2 separate regions of the Homo sapiens genome follow, and region 1 is linked to region 2. The links are chromatin loops, found by intact Hi-C in ENCODE. Cell type or tissue: A673. All regions are shown on one strand. Links, peaks and the distances in the headings refer to the core of each region. The heading gives the core; the rest is flanking DNA. Region 1 overlaps PPP6R3 (protein phosphatase 6 regulatory subunit 3). Region 2 has its middle 42 kb from the start of GAL.

The links. A loop is a pair of places that touch in the nucleus more often than their neighbours do. Peaks named below come from ENCODE experiments on the same cell type or tissue, not always from the same donor. Only the 100,000 strongest peaks of a DNase experiment are listed, where the experiment ranks them.
Region 1: it touches region 2 in a loop (38-fold over the local background); 4 of 110 quality-filtered maps call a loop at or near these places.

The regions. Positions count from the first base shown.
Region 1 is chr11:68,511,002-68,520,810 of GRCh38, forward strand. PPP6R3 (protein phosphatase 6 regulatory subunit 3) reads left to right here. Exons shown (of 24, transcript NM_001164161.2): 2 at 8,500-8,650. Among named protein-coding and RNA genes, the nearest start is that of PPP6R3, 55 kb to the left of the region's middle. RefSeq lists enhancers at 1-438, 439-1,016. In A673, for the core only: no CTCF peak of the experiment used is centred there; no DNase peak of the experiment used is centred there; H3K27ac peaks cover 503 bases.
Region 2 is chr11:68,637,971-68,647,779 of GRCh38, forward strand. No RefSeq gene overlaps it. Among named protein-coding and RNA genes, the nearest start is that of GAL, 42 kb to the right of the region's middle. In A673, for the core only: a CTCF peak has its summit at 5,783; a DNase peak (open chromatin) is centred at 5,801; H3K27me3 peaks cover 624 bases.

The sequences.
Region 1 (9,809 bases), core at 656-8,655, 130 kb before region 2:
ACATTTTGGTTAAATCACTATTTAGTTTTTTCATTACAACCACGTATACTACATTACGACCATGCATACTTTTTTTTTTTTTTTGAGGCGGAGTCTCGCTCTGTCGCCCAGGCTGGAGTGCAATGGTGTGATCTCAGCTCACTGCAACCTCTGCCTCCCGGGTTCAAGCGAATCTCCTGCCTTAGCCTCCTGAGTAGCTGGGATTAAGGCACGCGCCACCACGTCCGGCTAATTTTTGTATTTTTAGTAGAGACGGGGTTTCGCCATGTTGGTAAGGCTGGTCTCAAACTCCTGACCTTGTGATCCGCCCGCCTTGGCCTCCCAAAGTGCTGGGATTACAGGCATGAGCCACCGCGCCCGGCCCATGTATACTATTTATAGCTGTTAAATGGTATAAATTACAAATACTTTCCTTTCCTAAACAACTTTTGGTTTCCTCTGGAAATGTGTTACTGTGTTAGAGTGTGTGTGTGTGTGTGTGTGTGTGTGTGTGTTTTGAGTTGGAGTCTCACCCTGTTGCCCAGGCTGGAGTGCAGTGTCGCGATCTCAGCTCATGGCAACCTCTGCCTCCTGGGTTCAAGTGATTCCCCTGCCTCAGCTTCCTGAGTAGCTGGGATTACAGGTGTGTGCCACCACACCTGGCTAATTTTTGTATTTTTAGCAGAGACGGGGTTTCGCCATGTTTGCCAGGCTGGTCTTAAACTCCTGACTTCAGATGATCCACCCGCCTCGGCCTCCCAAAGTGCTGGGATTACAGGCATGAGCCACTGCGCCCAGCCGTGTGTGTGTGTGTGTGTGTGTGTGTTTTTTAAATGTACTTATCACTAATTTAGCCTCAGACTTTTAGCCAGTTACATATTCAGATCTTCCCTCATCTTTATCCTTTTGAAGGAATCTTTCTAGTTTGGACTGCTGGCTCTCCCATTCTGTGACCTTGGGGGTTCTTTTTACCTCTTTCTCCCCATTGGATCTCCTATTCCTGTGTTCTGTGTTACCTTGTTGCTCTCCTTAGTTTTAGTGGAGCATAGTTGCCAGTAGTTTTCAGTGAGAAAGGTGTATAGGAGCTAGACCTGTTGAGACTGTGTGTCTTTCTGTGTACTCGTGGTTGATAAAGTTTGACTGTGTATATGCTTTTGGATTGGAAATAGTTTTCCTTCTATATTAGTCTGCTCAGGGTTGCCATAACAAAATATCATAGGCTGGGTGGCTTAAACAACAGAAATTTATTTTCTCACATTCTGTAAGCTAGAAGTTCAAGATCAAGCTTCTTGACAATTTGGTTTCTAGAGAGTGGCCTCTTTCTGGTTTAGAGACACCATCTCTTCTCACATGTGGTGCCAATCATCATACCAGATGACACAGTCTGGAGCACCATAATCCCAAATGTTGGAATACCTAAAGATCAGAATCCCTGAAGATCAAAATCCTTAAAGATCATAATCTCTAAAATCCTGAAAATCACAAAAGATTAAAATCCTGAGTGTTGAAGCCCTGAAAGCCAATTACCGGGGAAGGGACAGTATGTTTTTGGTTGTGCGTAGGATAGTTGCATCACGTTAGACGGAACTATTACCTTGTTATTGTCTTTATTCGTAAATTAAGTATGGTTTAAGGAGATGCGTGTGGGTGCCAGGTTGACAATAGGTGGACTTGTGGACTCAGTTTTAGATGACACCTTAACTAAGGAGTACCTAGAAACCTGGTGAAACATTAGGTTTTGGGTGTGTCTGTGAGAGTGTTTTCAGAGGAGATGGAAAAATTCTCAAACAGCATCTAAACGCACTTGCTTAATCACAAAACGTCAGGTATGAATGTCTGCCCTTACAAACCTTTTGTGCTGGCATTGTACAAGTGCTTGTCCATTCCTGTTATTAGTTATTATCCCTATTTTGTAATTGATAATACCTCACTCACTAATGCGTGAGTCTGAGTGGGCTGCGGGGAAGATCTGCCCTCAGTGTTGGCAGGTACCATCCAATCAACCAGGGTCCAGACTCTTCTGCTGCCTTGGATGTGAGAAATCCAGGGTTGCCAGCCTTTGGACTCCACGATATACACCAGCAGCCCCCTTGGGTCCTGAGGCTTTTGTGGACTGAGTTAGAGACCACTGGCGTCCCTGGTTCTCAGGCCCTTTGGACTTGGATTGAACCTCGTTACCGGCATCCCGGGGGTCTTCAGCTTGCCTGTCATGGGACTTCCCAGCACCATAATCGTGTGAGCTCATTCCCCGCATAAATCCCCTCTCATGTATCTGTATACATATCTTACCAGTTCTGTCTTGCTGGAGAAGCTTAATACAAATCTGGTATTGGGGAAGTCAAATATTCCTTCTTACTGTGTTTCTTAAAACACAATGGAACAGATCTGTGAAATTGTTCCCTTGCAAAAAGGCTGTGATAAGTGTATGAGGCTACGTAATGGTGAAAGATAAAAATGTTAAAGTTAATTATTATTGGGGCTATGAAAGCAGAAAATTGCTTAATTGCAACAGCTGGACATAACAGACTTTGAAACAGACAGCATGTACTTAAAGAGTTTGAAGACCACAACCACTCTTCAAATACAAGTGCAACAGGTGTTTCGAAGATCATAGACGTAGTGAAGACAGACAAAAACTACAAGAAATCTCTTCTGCCAAATTATTCAGTCCTATAAGACTTCTGCCCATTCACACATAGCGCCAGTTTGCTATGCTATATATTTAGTCTTCACATCATATTCAATACTGGTGGTATAAGTTGTATATATTGTTTTTGTTTTATGCGTTTTTTGCACATTTGACTCCACAAAAGTACATTTTTAGTGTTGACTTTGTGTGTAAGCGTTGTACATATGTGTAAAACAGTTGAAACTTCCTCAGTAAATGAAGAGATGTCCTTTTTTGTATATCTGCATTTGTGAAAGATAAAATTAAAGATCTTAGCTCTCTGAGCAACTGCATATGTGATGTTGATCCATCGTGGTTTTTGGTAGATCTCATCAAAAGACATAGGTTGTAGATGACTGCAGTTGTAAAGCTGATTGCATACAATTACCACCCGTAGTTATACGCATTTTAATGTATGTACGAATGAATGAATGAAACAAGGTCTTGCTTTGTCACCCAGGCTGGAGTGCAGTGGCGTGATCATATCTCTCTGTAACCTCAAACTCCTGGGCCTTAAGTGACCCTCCTGCCTTAGCCTGTTGAGTAGCTAGGACTGCAGGTGCTTGCTCCAAAGTCCAGCTAATGAAAAAAACTTTTTTTTTTGTAGGGGTGGGATCTCACTGTGTTGCCCAGCTGGTCTTGAACTGGCCTTAAGCATTCCACCCGTCAGAGCCTCCCAAAGCTCTGGGATCTCAAGCCTGAGCCACCATGCTGGCTGTTATATGCATTTATGCATTTTGCTTTTTTTTTTAACCTATTTCTTTATGAATGTAGTTTGTCTGCTCATGACTGTTAGTCTACCCATGTGACTGTCATTATTAGACTTGAATTATACCTTGTATCCTTGCAAAAATATGCATGTGATTATTGCCTATTTTATTGTGTAAAGTGACCTATGACGTATTCTCTCATTTTTTTTATGTTTCTCAAATCCCCCTTTATTTTTTATTTTTTGAGACGGAGTCTTGCTCTGACGCCCAGGCTGGAGTACAGTGGTGTGATCTCGGCTCACTGCAACTTCTGTCTCCCAGGTTCAAGTGATTCTCCTGCCTCAGGCTCCCAAGTAGCTGGGATTACAGGTGTGCACCGCCACGCCCAGCTAATTTTTGTATTTTTAGTAGAGACGGGGTTTCGCCATGTTGGCCAGGCTGGTCTTGAACTCCTGACCTCAGGCGATCCACCTGCCTTGGCCTCCCAAAGTGCTGGGATTACAGGAGTGAGCCACCATGCCTGGCCTGAAATCCCCCTTTGAAAATAGAAATACATGTCTTCTGAAAGTTTTTTTAAATTATTTTTTTCCAGAATTATATTTTTGGGATTTTGATCTTTTGGGATTGTAATTTTCAGGATTTTAGACTTTAGGGCTTTTGATCTTTCAGGCTCAGAAGGAAAGAAAACATCTCCCAGGACCAGATGTGGAGTAGATGGGAGTTGGAGAGAAGCTGAAGCCCAGGCCCAGCAACAGGCTGGGGGCCCAGGTGCTTCGGGGGTCCCAGCCATTAACAGAGCTTCGTGCAGGTGGGCAGCTGGAGCCAGGGGGGCTCACTCTCTTGTGAAACAGGCAGAAAAACAGGCCAAACTCTGCTGGGGGCTGCAGCCTTTAGGGAGCAGCTGGTCTCCTGAGGCAAAAGGACACATACTTTGTTGAGGCCAGGAACTGGACCAGCCTGTCGGGGGCTTGGTAACTCCATCCAGAACATCCTCAGGGTCTCCACAAGGCAGACACAGCACAGTACCACAGGAGATGGCTGGGACAAAGAACCAGGAGCTGGAGGGGTGAGGCGGTAGGGGGGCAGCAATCCTGAAACAATGAGAACATAGAGAAGAGAAAGAAAAGTCATACCAGCTCGGAAGAGCTTGCAAACCGATGTTCCAAAACACGCCCAGAATTCTAATGTTCACAAAGTTATCCAGTCAATAATTAGAATCCACTGCACATGAGCATTCAGCATTCGGGATTGTGGCATTCAGGATTGTGTCTTTCGAGATTATGACCCAGACTTTCTCAACATGGCCTTTCCTTGGGTTCATGTGCACGTGGTGTCTCATAAGGACACTAATCCTGTCAATTCAGGGTCCCACCCTTGTGACTCCATTTAACTGTAATTACTTCCTTTCTCCAAATATAACCATGCTGGGAGTTAGGACTTCAACATATGAGTGGAAGAGAGGGAGGACAGACATTCAGCCAGAACGGATCTCTTCAGAATTCTTTAGACATTGCCCCATTATCATTTTTTTATTGTAATAAAATACATATTAAAAAATTTACCATCTTAGCCTTTTTAAGTGTACAGTTAATAGTATACCTTCATAACATTGTGCAATCAGCACCGTCCTCCATCTCCTGTTCTGCTTTCTGGCTCTGATTTTGACTATTCTGAGTACCTCCAATAAGTTGGAATTACATAGTCTTCTGCCTTTATTCAAAATACATTTTTGTCATTTTTGTGACTGGCTTATTTGACTTGGCACGTCTTTATGGTTCATCTACATTGTAGCGTATATCAGAATTTCCTGTTCAAGACTGAATAATATTCCATTGTATGTATATACAGGTTAAAGCATCCCTAATTGGAAATTTCGAAATGCTTCAAAATCTGAAACTTTTTGAGTGCCAACACGATGCCACAAGTGGAAGTTTCCACACCTGACCTCATACAACACATGTGACCTCATGTGACTGGTTGCAGTCACAATATGGACACACAATACACAGTTAATTTAAAATATTGTGTAAAATTACCTTTAGGATATATGTATAAAGTATACTTTAAACACAACTGAATTATATGTTTAGATTTGGGCCCTATCCCAAGATATCTCATTATGTATATGCAGATATTTAAAAATGCAAAAAAATTGAAATCTGAAATACTTCTGGTCTCAAGCATTTTGGACAGGGGATACTCCGTCTCTACCATACTTCACTTGCCCATTCATCTGTTGATGGACACTTGGGTTGCTTCCATGTTTTAGCTGTTGTGAGTAATGCTGCCATGAACACAGGTACACAAATATCTTTTCAAGACCCTGCCTTCAGTTCTTTTGAGTGTAGAACCATAAGTGGACTTGCTGGGTCATATAGTAATTCTATTTTTAATTTTTTGAGGAATGAATGTTAACGGTTTTTCCACAGCTGCTGTACCATTTTGCATTCCCACCAATAGTGCGCAAGAGTTCCAGTTTCTCCACATCCTTATTGACACTTATTTCCTGTTTTTTTTTCTTCTTTTCCTATAGTAGCCATCCTAATGGATGTGATGTGTTACTTCACTTTTTTGTTTTCTGTTCTTGAGAAATCTGAAACTATTCAGATTTTTGGTTATGGAAGACCTAGGCTCTTCTTTGTGCCAGGGTCATGCCGTTTAACAGTGATGTTCCTTGGTATGGGTCTGTTTTAAGTAACGGTTTTGAGAATTATTTATCTGATTTCCTCTCTTCTGTTTTTTTGTTCTTTCTTTTTTTTTTTTTAGAACCCCTGTTGGTTGGATGTTGGAAAACGTTGCTAAAATGTTCCATTTTAGGCTTTCAATTTTCTTTCCTGTTTTCTGATGGTCTTTTCCTCTAACTTGCATTTTTCTGTTTGTTTTGCTGCTTTTTATGGTAGAGGCTTTCTGGAGGTGTCTGGTAATCCTTGGTTTTCATTCATATTTAAAAGTCAGGGATACACAACAGAGTTGGAGCATATGAAATTGACATTCCTTCCCAGCTTTGTTTGCTATAAAAGGACAGAGGAAGTGACAGCCTCAGTATCTATGAACGTACTTTGCTCTAAGACCTTCATTTTAAATTACATCCCCCACTAAAAGGAACCAAGACTCCTTGGAGAAATGGCAGATTTCAAAGCCGAACAGAGAATGCATAAGACAAATCCAGAACATGTTACATGAGGAAATAAGGAAGTGCTTGAGAACTATGAAAAGCACACAAGAGCATGCAGGAAGGGGCTCCCACTGGCCAAATGTGGGACAATTTGAACATCAGAATGAATAATGATGTTAATTGGCCAGGCACAGTGGCTCACACCTATAATCCCAGAACTTTGGGAGGCCAAGGCGGACGGATCACTTGAGGTCAGGAGTTTGAGACCAGCCTGGCCAACATGGTGAAATCCCGTCTCTACAAAAAATATAAAAATTAAGCAGGCATGTTGGCGGTTGCTTCTAATCCCAGCTACTCAGGAGGCTGAGGCAGGAGGATCACTTGAGCCCAGGAGGTGGAGGTTGCAGTGAGCTGAGATTGCACCACTGCACTCCAGCCTGGGCGAGAGAGCAAGACCCTGTCTTCAAAAAAAAAAAAAAAGTTAATAAAATACGAATCTATGAGTCCATACTGATGACATAAGGAAAGAATAAGTGGGGAGAAGGGAGCATCCCTCACTGAAGTTTGAATGTCAGGAGGAACAGTAGAGCCTCAAAAACCTCATCATTTTCATAACTGAATATCAATTGATTCAGACAAGAATTGCCAGTTGGCACTAAAACTACTGGATGAACGTTGTAAGAACATAGTCTCTTAAGTATTGTTCTACATATTATGAATTAATTACAAAGGAAAATCCTCAGTTTATAGTGAAGAAATCTGGCAAATATAATTTTAACCAAGTGATTGAAATTATCACCAATAATGGGGCAAATTGACATCATCTTGTCTCTTTCTGTGATGCTCCAGGAGAAACAAAGCTTCATTTATGTAGTACTACTGCCAGAAGCACATAACCCATATTCTTCAAAGATGTCAGTGAAATGAATGGAAAAAAACGTTGAACTGTTTCAGATGAGAGGAAATTAAGGAAATAGGACTTTAGATGTGATACATGATCCTAAATTGGAGGGAAGAGGGATTTGCCATACAGGACCTTTCTGTTTTGTCTAAGGACTCCAGCAGCACAGCCACATGGTCTGTTCTCATTTTAAGCAAAAATTTGGATGATTATACTTTTTGCAGTGTATAGTCAAAAACCACCTAACTGGTAAAATATTTTATTTTTAAAATTAAATATACTCGTTTTAATTTGCACCGAGGCCTGTTACTGTTATTTTTGTTGATTGATTTTAACAAATGTTTAACATTATTTATTATCTTACTTGAGGGAAAATGTTGCTATCACAATGTAGTATGAGTTTTATGGGGGAAAGGCATTAGATGAACAGCATTGTTTTGGAAATGCCTTGTAGATTGCATTCTTAGAGGATTTCTTTTTTTTTGGCCCTGTCAGGCTTCACTACTTAGAGGAATTCTAATTAGTTCAATGTCCACAGTTTAAGTCATTTTCCACAGTATTAAGCTATATATGAAGTGCATACCTTGAAAGATAATTTCTATTCTTTTCATGTGCAGTGTTTGGTTAATTGACACTAGAGACTGAATTTGAGTACAGCTAGAACTTCAGTGATCTTAATGTTCTACTCACGCTTCCTGATAAAACGTATTAAGTGGACTGCCAGGGGGCATTTAAAGGAAGGAAATTGTAAAATTTTAGTATTTTTTAGTAAAAGTGTGGTGCCTTTATAGTGGACCCTATGTTGGATAAGAATAGAATTGATGTTTTCAGAAGACAAAGGTAAGAATATGTATTTTTCTTCTTCACTCATTGATAGTGCTATTATGACATCTGTATTTACTTCTGAGATACTGTTTAGGGTAGGATAAAAGCTAAGGTAGAGAGATGACAGTGCTTTTTTTCTTATGTTCATATAGAAAAATTTTAGTGATTAACTAGAACTTTTTAATTCCCTGTGGTATAGTTCTGTGTGGCCCAAGACCCTGACCCAGTATGCTTTAATGGCAGCTATCATCACACCAAAAGAGAACATATGTGATTATCTGCTTTTTTTTTTCTTTTACAGGAGAGCTTGTTTCATATCCATATCCCACTGTATTCCTGCTAATCTGCTAATGCAGTAAATTGGAGGAAAACTGTTACCAGGATAACCTGTAATGGGCAAGGAGCCACAAAGAAGAAAACATTTCTTTTAATTTTTAAACTTGGTTTGAAAGGTAAGACCATTACGATTAGCAGGAGTTTCCTTCCATTAATGACATCAAGGAAAGCTGTGGTTCTATTGTGAGACCCTGGAGTCTTAGCAAACCAGGTGGAGACCAGTCTCTCTGAGCTAGGTACAATATGATTCTGTGGTACTGTGGTATTTTTAGGAAGTTAAATGACAGCCTCTTCAGTCTGCTTTGGTATATCTTAAATCTGCAGAACTCAAGGGATTCTAAGCTTATAGGGGGTTATTGAGAGGGGCGCCAATGACCAGCCAGGCCTAGTAAGCTGAAGTAGTAGCATGCAGAGAAAGACTCGCCGCCCAGGCCACTGCTTCCAGGGCACCGGGACTCTGTCTGTGTGTTTGTTTTTGTTTTATACCAGCGAAAGGACGTTTGACTTCTGGTCAGCCACTTTTGTCTTTCTGAGTCCTAATCTCCATCACTTTAGAAGTTTTTATTAAAGATTAGAGATTGAATTTGCATATTTGACTTTTGGCTCAGTTGGCATTTACTAGGAAGTGGTAGAAGTGGCGCAGTAGGTCCTTTTGGGGGACATGCAAACATAGTTAATCAAATTTCACTTGTCCCCATTGTATCTCTAGAAGGTAGACAAAAATCATTTAATCATCTACCTTCCTGAACTGGTGCTAGCTCTAAGACTTGAAATTTTAGTCACTTTTTACTTGGCTTTCTTTTTATCCTGATGAGCAGTGATTTACCAGGGCCTATTGGTTCTACTGTTGACTCTTGCAACTGTCTTTTTCTTTTTGTTACCACGGCTGCAAAGCTAGGTCAGACTTTGTTGCCTGGAGAGATACTATGGTGGTTTTGCTGTGAGGGGTCTCTGCTTCTAACTGGCAGGTGGATGTTTCCTAGGCATCTGAAATACTACTTTGCATATGATGTCTCCTCAGCCCCAGCTCCTGAAGAACAGTCCTACTCAACCCTTGCAGGTTCCCCTTGAGCTTAAACAGTGATGTCCAATTCTTGCCCCCGATATTCAGATTCTCGTACACGACTTAGGATTTCCTCAGCTTTACCTCAATATTCTTCCGGATGAATCCCATGTGGAGAATTCTCTGCAAGTATTCATTCCCCTTGTGGCCCCTTGTCTCATAGAGTTTTTTTGTTTGTTTGTTTGTTTTCTGAGATAGGGTCTTGCTCTGTT
Region 2 (9,809 bases), core at 984-8,983:
GTAGACACTTTCACTGGATAGGTACAGGCCTTTCCTACAGGGTCTGAGAAGGCCACCGCAGTCATTTCTTCCCTTCTGTCAGACATAATTCCTCAGTTTAGCCTTCCCACCTCTATACAGTCTGATAACAGACCAGCCTTTATTAGTCAAATCAGCCAAGCAGTTTTTCAGGCTCTTAGTATTCAGTGAAACCTTTATATCCCTTACGGTCCTCCGTCTTCAGGAAAAGTAGAACAGACTGAAGGTCTTTTAAAAACACAACTCACCAAGCTCAGCCACCAACTTAAAAAGGACTGGACAATACTTTTACCACTTTCCCTTCTCAGAAGTCAGACCTGTCCTCAGAATGCTACAAGGTACAGCCCATTTGAGCTCCTGTATAGACGCTCCTTTTTATTAGGCCCCAGTCTCATTCCAGACACCAGACCAACTTAGACTGTGCCCCCAAAAAACTTGTCATCCCTACTATCTTCTGTCTAGTCATACTCCTATTCACCGTTCTCAACTATTCATACATGCCCTGCTCTTGTTTACACTGCTGGTTTACACTGTTTCTCCAAGCCATCACAGCTGATATCTCCTGGTGCTATCCCCAAACTGCCACTCTTAACTCTGGAAGTAAATAAATAATCTTTGCTGACAGGACTATGCTGAATCTCCTTAGGCACTCTAATCAGATGTCCTAGGTCCTCCCAATTCTTAGACCTTTAATACCTGTTTTTCTCCTTCTCTTATTCCATTTAGTTTCTCAATTCATACAAAACTGTATCCAGGCCATCACCAATAATTCTAAATGACAAATGTTCCTTCTAACAACCCCACAATATCACCCCTTACCACAAAATCTTCCTTCAGCTTCATCTCTCCCACTCTAGGTTCCCACACGGCCCCTAATCCCGCTCAAAGCAGCCCTGAGAAACATCGCCCATTCTCTCTCTCCATTCCACCCCCCAAAAATTTTTGCTGCCCCAACACTTCAACACTATTTTGTTTTATTTTTCTTATTAATATAAGAAGGCAGGAATGTCAGGCCTCTGAGCCCAAGCCAAGCCATGGCATCCCCTGTGACTTGCACGCATACGCTCAGGTGGCCTGAAGTAACTGAAGAATCACAAAAGAAGTGAATATGCCCTGCCCCGCCTTAACTGATGACATTCCACCACAAAAGAAGTGAAAATGGCCTGTTCCTGCCTTAACTGATGACATTATCTTGTGAAATTCCTTCTCCTGGCTCATCCTGGCTGAAAACCTCCCCCACTGAGTACCTTGTGACCCCCACTCCTGCCCGCCAGAGAACAACCCCCCTTTGACTGTAATTTTCCTTTACCTACCCAAATCCTATAAAACGGCCCCACCCCATCTCCCTTCACTGACTCTTTTTGGACTCAGCCCGCCTGCACCCAGGTGATTAAAAGCTTTATTGCTCACACAAAGCCTGTTTGGTGGTCTCTTCACATGGACGCACATGAAAGTGGTGATGCACACCTGTCATCCCAGCTACTCCCGGGGCTGAAGCTGGATCACTTGAGCCCTGGGGTTCCAGGCTGCACTGAGCTGTGATCACACAACTGCACTCCAGCCTGGGCAACAGAGCAAGACCCTGTCTCTAACAAATAGAATAAAAAGGCAATTGCTAGGCCAGGCATGGTGGCTCATGCCTATAATCCCACCACTTTGGGAGGCCAAGGTGGATGGATCACCTGAGGCCAGGAGTTCAAGACCAGCCTGGCCAACATGGAAAAAACCCATCTCTACTAAAAATACAAAAAAAAAAAAAAAAAAAAAAAAAGCTGGGCATGGTGGTGTGTGCCTGTAATCCCAGATTCTCAGGAGGCTGAGGCGGGAAAATCGCTTGAACCTGGGAGATGGAGGTTGCAGTGAGCCGACATTTCACTCCAGCCTGGGTGACAGAGCAAGACTCCGTCTCAATTGCTGCATCTTGAGTCTCCTATTGTTGCTGTTGTGAGACCTTGGTTCTCATCTTCTTAGTTTAAAATAATTTAAACAAGAGACACACAGCAGAGGAGAGGTAACAGAGTAATTTATTGCAAAAGAAAAAGAATATTCTGAAAGTTAGATGCCGAATAGACAGTACACCCTGAGAGAGAGAATTCGGGGTGGGCTGCTTGTGAGGATGAGACAGCAAAGACTGGGACTAGGTGTGAGAAACAAACTCGCCTGTCCAAACCCAAAGGATGGACTCAAGAGACCCGGAGAACAGCGGAAGTGGGACTCTTAATGATGGTCTTGTAAGCTCGGGTGTCTGATGAGTAGGCACACCCAGCACGGTTTCAACAAGCAATTTATCCCCTAGTGCACAGGTCTCTCCCCCGTTTCCTCATAGGCTGAGTACTACGGGTCACAGTCTTCCCAGACATCGCCTATCAGTTGTTGGGTTGGGGCTGTAGGTGTTTTATTTTGGGGGGTTGTCCTGCTGCATTTTGTTGCAGCCCAAGCATCTTCCATGGAAGAGGCACTGAACCACCAGGCAGACAAGATCACTCAACCCACTGATGGGAGCCAGCCTTAGTGGCTACACCAACCCAACAAAGACAGGCACATGGACGGAGCGGCCACAGCTGAGACAGAGGGCAGGCATGAGGCCAACAGTGTGGACTGCAACCTCCCAAAACCATCTGGCTCCTTCTCTTATCTGAATGTCCAACCTGCCAGCAACAGGAGACCAGCATCCCACTGCCAGTGTGGCCCAGGTTCACAGGAGACCAACCAGCCACTTGACAGCAAGTGGACCCACTGGGCCTCTTTCATTCTGGAAAGGCCAGTGGTTTGCACAAAAATAGACATCTCTTCTAGGTAGGAGTTTGTCTTTCCTGGCTCCAGGGCCTCAGTTGGCATCACTGTCCAAGCGCTTAAGGAATGTCCTGTTCATCGGCGTAGAAGGGCTCACAACATCACTTCTGATCAGGGAAGCCACTTTGCAGTGAAGGAGATGTGGGAAAGGGTCTGTGTCCCTAGGATCTACTCATTGCGTCTCATTGTTCGGAAGCTGCTGGACTGGCTGGGTGTTGGAGTGGCCTCCCACACGGAGAGCTGAAGCAATGCCCTGTAACTACAGGCCCCGTCATCCCGGATGGCATGGGGACATTGAGTCAGAGGCCTTCATATGGCACTGTGTTCTCAGCAGAAAGCACACATAGGTCTGGGAGCTGAGGGGTGGGAGCAGGGCGGCCCACTCAGCATCACTCCTGGTCACCCCTGTTTGTGTTTTCCATCTCCCCAGTCTTGGCTCTGCAAGGTTAGCGGTTCTGGTTCCAAAGGAGGTGTTTGCTTGCCAGAGGACAGAACTACAAGCTGTAGCTTCCACCAGGGTACTGCAGGCTCCTTTTGGCCCAGCCAGCAAGCCGTAAGAGGAGCCACCCTCTTAGTGGGGGTGGCTGGCCCTGAGCAGCAGGGGGACATGGGGGCTGCTGTCACCTGAGAGCAGGCGGCAGAGAGGAATACATGTGGGACTCAGACACCCGACGTGGGCAGGTGCTTCTTGGCACCCCCTCTTCCGATTATGACCGGAAATGGATCTGAATAGCAACTCTGACCCCAAAAGGGCATGGTTAGCAGGGACTCACAGGGGCTCACAGTCTTCAGGAACATAGGGCTTGGGTCCAGCCACCAGATGCACCTGATGCCAACAGGAGACAGCTGAGCGCCAGGGCAATTTAGAACAGAAAGTAGAGGCGGGGACAAGAGGGACCACTGTGTTCCCAGATGAACGCAGTTGGCTATGGGGCTGTCATTTTTTCCATTAATTTCCCTCTTCTAAATACACAGAGAGAGGGGCCCTGGAAGGGTGGTTTCCCACATGTGTGGAAAAGGGGATCCGGCCAGTGCAAGGGCGGATAATGGCAGACACAGGGTAGAATCAGACCTCCTTAGACAGAGGATGCTCTGCCCAGCAGCTGCGAGGCATGTGGTCAGGGGCAGCCCCCAGCTGCCAGCTCCCCCAGGGTTTGCCTTCCCAGCTCAGCACAGCCAGGGACTGAGCAAGGCAGCAGGACCAAGGTCACTCTCTTATGGGGCGCTCCCCCCAAGTGCTAAGCCCAGCCATCTCAGGCCAGCACGGGGCTGTTCTGCTGGCCAGCCTTCACCCTGCACTCCTGGCTGGGCGGGGAGCCTTTCTCGGATCTGAGTTGTGGATTGCAGCATCCCTGCCCGACCCTTCTCCCCAACGAAGCTTCGCACTGCCAACGCCGTCCGCGAATTTCCACGGCACATCAAAGAGGGCAAAAAATGAGGGGAAGGAGGGCAAAGAACACAGAGACAGTGGGCGGCGGGTCCAGACCCACATCTGTGTAACTGAATTCACTTCATTAGATATAAATGGAGGCCGGGCATGGTGGCTCACACCTGTCATCCCAGCATTTTGGGAGGCTGAGGCGGGCAGATCACCTGAGGTCAGGAGTTCAAGACCAGCCTGGCCAACATGGCAAAACCCCGTCTCTACTAAAAATACAAAATTAGCCAGGCGTGGTGGCAGGGGCACCTGTAATCCCAGATACTCAGGAGGCTAAGACAGGAGAATTGCTTGAACCCAGGAGGCAGAGGTTGCAGTGAGCCCATATTGCACCACTGCACTCCAGCCTGGGTGAGAGTGAGACTCCATCTCAAAATATATATATATAGACAAAATGCTCCAATTAAAAACAAATATTGTAACATTGAGTAAAATATTATATTCGATCGTATGCTACTTATAAGAGACACGCACATAGAAAGTCACAGAAGGGCTGAAGGGGACTGAAATCATACGCCACGAAGATGCTAAATGAGCAGAGCTGATGTGGCACTATTAACTACTGACACCAAAGGAGGCTGCGAGGGAAGAAGAGTTACCAGAGTAAAATACAGACATTTCATCAGCATTAAGAGGGCCAGTCCACCTGGACCATGTAACAGTTCTAAATGTGTGTACACCTAATAAACCTGGTCTTAGAACACAAAGCAAAATCTTACAGATGTAAAAGGAGTGGGAAATTAGGATGTAGACATCTGGGTGAGGGCCATTATCCTGCCTACAACCTATGGGTTAGTTTTCTCAGATGTAAATCATACCACAGCCAGGCATGGTGGCTCATGCCTGTAGTCCCAGCTACTTGGGAGGCTGAGGTGGGAGGATTGCTTGTGCCCAGGAGTCGGAGGCTGCAGTGAGTCGTGATCATGCCACTGCACTCCAGCCTGGGCAACAGAGCGAGACCCTGACCCTAAAAATAAGTAAATGATAAATAAATAAAATCATACCACAGTAAAATTGATCTTCTCTTTTTCAAAGTGACCGAAATCCTCTTGGAAATGTAGAAACACTCCTTGATAATCTTTGCCATGAAATGAAAGCTACCAACTCTCTCGGAAGCATTAAGAAGAAGCACACTTCTTCACAAAGTAGACAGCACACGGCAGAGTGGGGGCCAGAAGACGTGGCTCACCTCAATGCCTGCCTTGTTCTAGAATTTTTTTTTTTTTTTGAGTAACAGCTCTTCATTTTAAGAAACTGGAAAAAGAACAACAAAATATACCAAAAGAAACTCAGAAAAAAGATAAGATACAAAGATAAAAAGCTGCAAATGTGGAAAGAATAAAGTGAGACATTATAGAACAGCTTTGAAAGCTGCATACAGGTATTTAAGGCTGTATGCACCCTGATGCACAGCAGCGTTATTCATCGGGCAAAAAAAACCCATCAAACCATGAAACAAAAACACCCACCGCCTGGGGAGCACTGGATGCCGCGGAGTTTTATGCAGCTTTTAAAAAGAATGATTTGAACGTCTGGTTAAGGTGGCGCTGTGCATTCACACTTCGGCCCTTCGTCTCCACAGACAAGATAAACACAGCACATTCGACATGGCCCGGAGGAATGATCCATGGCCTCGACAAAGAGAAAACTAAGAAGACATTGCTGGGCTCAGAAGGAAAGTAAACATCTCCCAGGACCAGATGTGGAGTAGATGGGAGTTGGAGAGAAGCTGAAGCCCAGGCCCAGCACCAGGCTGGGGGCCCAGGTGCTACGGAGGTCCCAGCCATTAACAGAGCTTCGTGCAGGTGGGCAGCTGGAGCCAGGGGGGCTCACTCTCTTGTGAAACAGGCAGAAAAACAGGCCAAACTCTGCTGGGGGCTGCAGCCTTTAGGGAGCAGCTGGTCTCCCGAGGCAAAAGGACACACACGTTGTGGAGGCCAGGAACTGGACCAGCCTGTCGGGGGCTTGGTAACTCCATCCAGAACATCCTCAGGGTCTCCACAAGGCAGACACAGCACAGTACCACAGGAGATGGCTGGGACAAAGAACCAGGAGCTGGAGGGGTGAGGCGGTAGGGGGGCAGCAATCCTGAAACAATGAGAACAGGGAAGAGAAAGAAAAGTCATACCAGCTCGGAAGAGCTTGCAAACCGATGTTCCAAAACACGCCCAGAATTCTAATGTTCACAAAGTTATCCAGTCAATAATTAGAATCCACTGCAGATGAAATTAATTTTGTAGAATAGTCTGATAAAGACTAAAATAAATGTGCTTGGAAGGCTCAAGGAGAGAAATGAAGAAACCTAGAACTGAAGATACGGTTCCCCAAACAGGAAGGAAGGAAAGAAGGAAGGAAGGAAGGAAAGAAGGAAGGAAGGAAAGAAGGAAGGAAAGAAGGAAGGAAGGAAAGAAGGAAGGAAGGAAAGAAGGAAGGAAGGAAGGAAAGAAGGAAGGAAGGAAGGAAAGAAGGAAGGAAGGAAAGAAGGAAGGAAGTAAGGAAAGAAGGAAGGAAAGAAAGGAAGGAAAGGAAGGAAGGAAGGAAAGAAGGAAGGAAGGAAAGAAGGAAGGAAAGAAGGAAGGAAGGAAAGAAGGAAGGAAAGAAGGAAGGAAAACAAAAAGCTTAAAAAGAACCAATTAGAAATCTTGAAAATAAAAAATGGTCACTGAAATAAAAAACGCGCCTCAATAGACAGGCTAAACTCTAGACTAGACATAGGTGGAGAGCTGATGAATTGGAAGCCAGTGCTGAGAAATTCAGCCAGAACCCTGCATAAAGAGAAAAAAGTTCTGAGAGGAGGGAAGGGCTGCTACGCAGTCTGAGGAGAGATCCAGAAGACCATGGAGAAGCAGTATTTGAAAAAATATTAGCCCTGAATTTTGCAGAATTAGGGAAAGGCATGACTCCTCAGCTTGAAGCTGGGGTTTGAATACAAAGTAGGATAAAGGATAGTCTCAACCCTTGCCCAGTTGTCACTGGATATCAGAGACAAAATGCCATTTTCCAGAAAGTGTGTAAAACGTGGTCTCATTAAAGAAAGAACAAGTGAGCACAGGGCACATCCTCCGGAAGATTCTATGATGGTGTGAGCCTGGGGTGAGCACAGAACACACGGCAGGTGGTTCGTCTGGGTTCCTAGGGGAGGACGGCAGGGCTGGAGGGGACCCAAAACAAAGCCCAGAAGCCGCCCAACCATGTGAAATCATGAAATGTGGTAACTACTTAAAAATGTGGGCCAGGCGCAGTGGCTCACACCTGTAATCCCAGCACTTTGGAAGGCCAGGGTGGGCAGATCATGAGGTTAGGAGTTCGAGACCAACCTGGCCAATATGGTGAAACACCATCTCTACTAAAAATACAAAAATTAGCCAGGTGTAGTGGCAGGTGCCTGTAATCCCAGCTACTCGGGGAGGCTGAGGCAGCAGAATTGCTTGAACCTGGGAGGCAGAGGTTGCAGTGAGCTGAGATTGCGCCATTGCACCCCAGCCTGGGTGACAGAGCGAGATTCTGTCTCAAAAAAAAAAAAAAAAAAGTGTAGTTACAGCTGGGCATGGTGGCTCATGCCTGTAATCTCAGCACTTTGTGAAGCTGAGGCGGGTGGATCACTTGAGGTCAGGAGTTCAAGACCAGCCTGGCCAACATGGCAAAACTCCATCGCTACTAAAAATACAAGCATTAGCCAGGTGGGGTGGTATTAGCCTGTAGTCCCAGCTACTCATGAGGCTGAAGCAGGAGAATCGCTTGAACCCAGGAGGTGAAGGTTGCAGTGAGCCAAGATTAGACCGCTGCACTTCAGCCTGGGCCACAGAGCAAGACTCTGTCTCAAAACAAACAAACAAAAAAACAAAGTGTAGTTACTGAAACATCAAGTATCGGCATACTTTCTTTAGCATCTCTTGCAGTGAAAATCAGCTGGAAAAGAATTCTCCCAGCTTTTGTTTACCTGAAAAGGTCTTTCTTTGGCTTTCATTTTTGTAGAACAGTTTCACTGGAAATAATCATGATGACAGCTTTCATTTTCTTCCGGCACTTTGCATATGTTGTTTCATTTTCCTCCAGGCACATATTGTTGTTCCCCTGTATATAATGTATTGTTTTTATTCTCTTGCAGTTTTCAAGCTTCTCTGTTTGTCGTTGGGTTTTAGTAGCTTGTCTACGATGTGTCGAGGTTTTTGTCTGTTTGCTTTATCTGACTTGAGGTTCACTGAGCTTCCCGAATCTTCAAGTTAATGTTTTTAATCAAATCTGGGAAATTTTAAGCCATTATTTCATCAAATATATGTATTTTTCCTTTCTTTTCTTCTCTCCTCTCCTTCTGGGATTCCAATTACATGCATGTTGGACTGCTTGATACAGTCTTGTGGGTCTCTCAGGATATATTTCTTTTTCTTGGTAAAAAATGAAGTCTTTTTTCTCTATGTTCTTTGCATTAAATACATTTTATTGACCTATCTTCAAGGTCATGGATTTTTTCTCCTACTGTCTCCAATAAGCTATTGAGCCTATCCAGTGAAATTTTTATTTCTGTTGTTTTAATTTTCAGCTTGAAGAATTTCCATTTGATTCTTTTTTGTAGCTTCCATTTCTTTGTTGAGGTTCCCCTCTGTTTATTCATTAAGACTATATTTTACTTTAATTATCTGATCATATTTAAAATAGCAGCTTTGAAGTCTTTGTCTATGAAATCTAACCTTTGGGTCCATTCAGAATCCACTTCTATTCACTGTCTTTTTCCTAAATATGGATCATACATTCTTGTTTCTTTGTATGTCTAGTTATTTTTTGTTGGTAACTGGACATTGTAGGTAGTATTTTGTAGCAACTTTGGATTCTGTTATGTTCTTCTGAAGATTGTTGGGTTTTGTTCCAGTAGGCAGTTAACTTGCTTGATCTGAAACTGTAGAGTCTGCCTCCTCCACAGTGTGTAGTGGCTGATGTCTCTGCTCAGCTTTTCAACTTCCAGCTGTAGTCTTTGTAGCCAACCCTTTGCACCCGTATGCTCAATATTTAGCCAAGGATTTGAGCAGAGTTTATGTTCAGATTTGGCAGCTCACCCTCTCTGTAGTTCCCTTGCTTTGGGGGTTCACCCTTAATTTTCCAGCTGCTCAGCCAGCCCTACACTTTGTCTTCTGACACCTCAAACCAATAAGGATTCAACTTTCTGCCATGCATGCTGTGCATGATTTGGGGAATACATGCACTCAAAGGAGCAGAAAACTCACGAATATCACCTAGTCCTCTTATATCTTTCAGGGTAGACTCCTCTCTCATATCTCCCTCATTTTTCACCAAGCTTCCTCAAGTCTCTGATACGTGTTTGTAGTTTGATGGCCATCCAAGGATTGGGGCAGAGTTTAGACTCAGATTTGGGTCTCACCCCTTCTACAGCTCTCTTGTTTCAGGATTTCTTCCCTACATTTCCAGCTCCTCTGCCAGCCTTGTCCTCTGTATTCTCCCACCTTGAGCTTGGAAGACTGTGGCGCCATGGCCATGACTGTGGGGTTAGGAGCGTGCTGAGGCAAAGGGCTGGCCTTTAATTGCCTGCATCAGGTCATCATTGGCT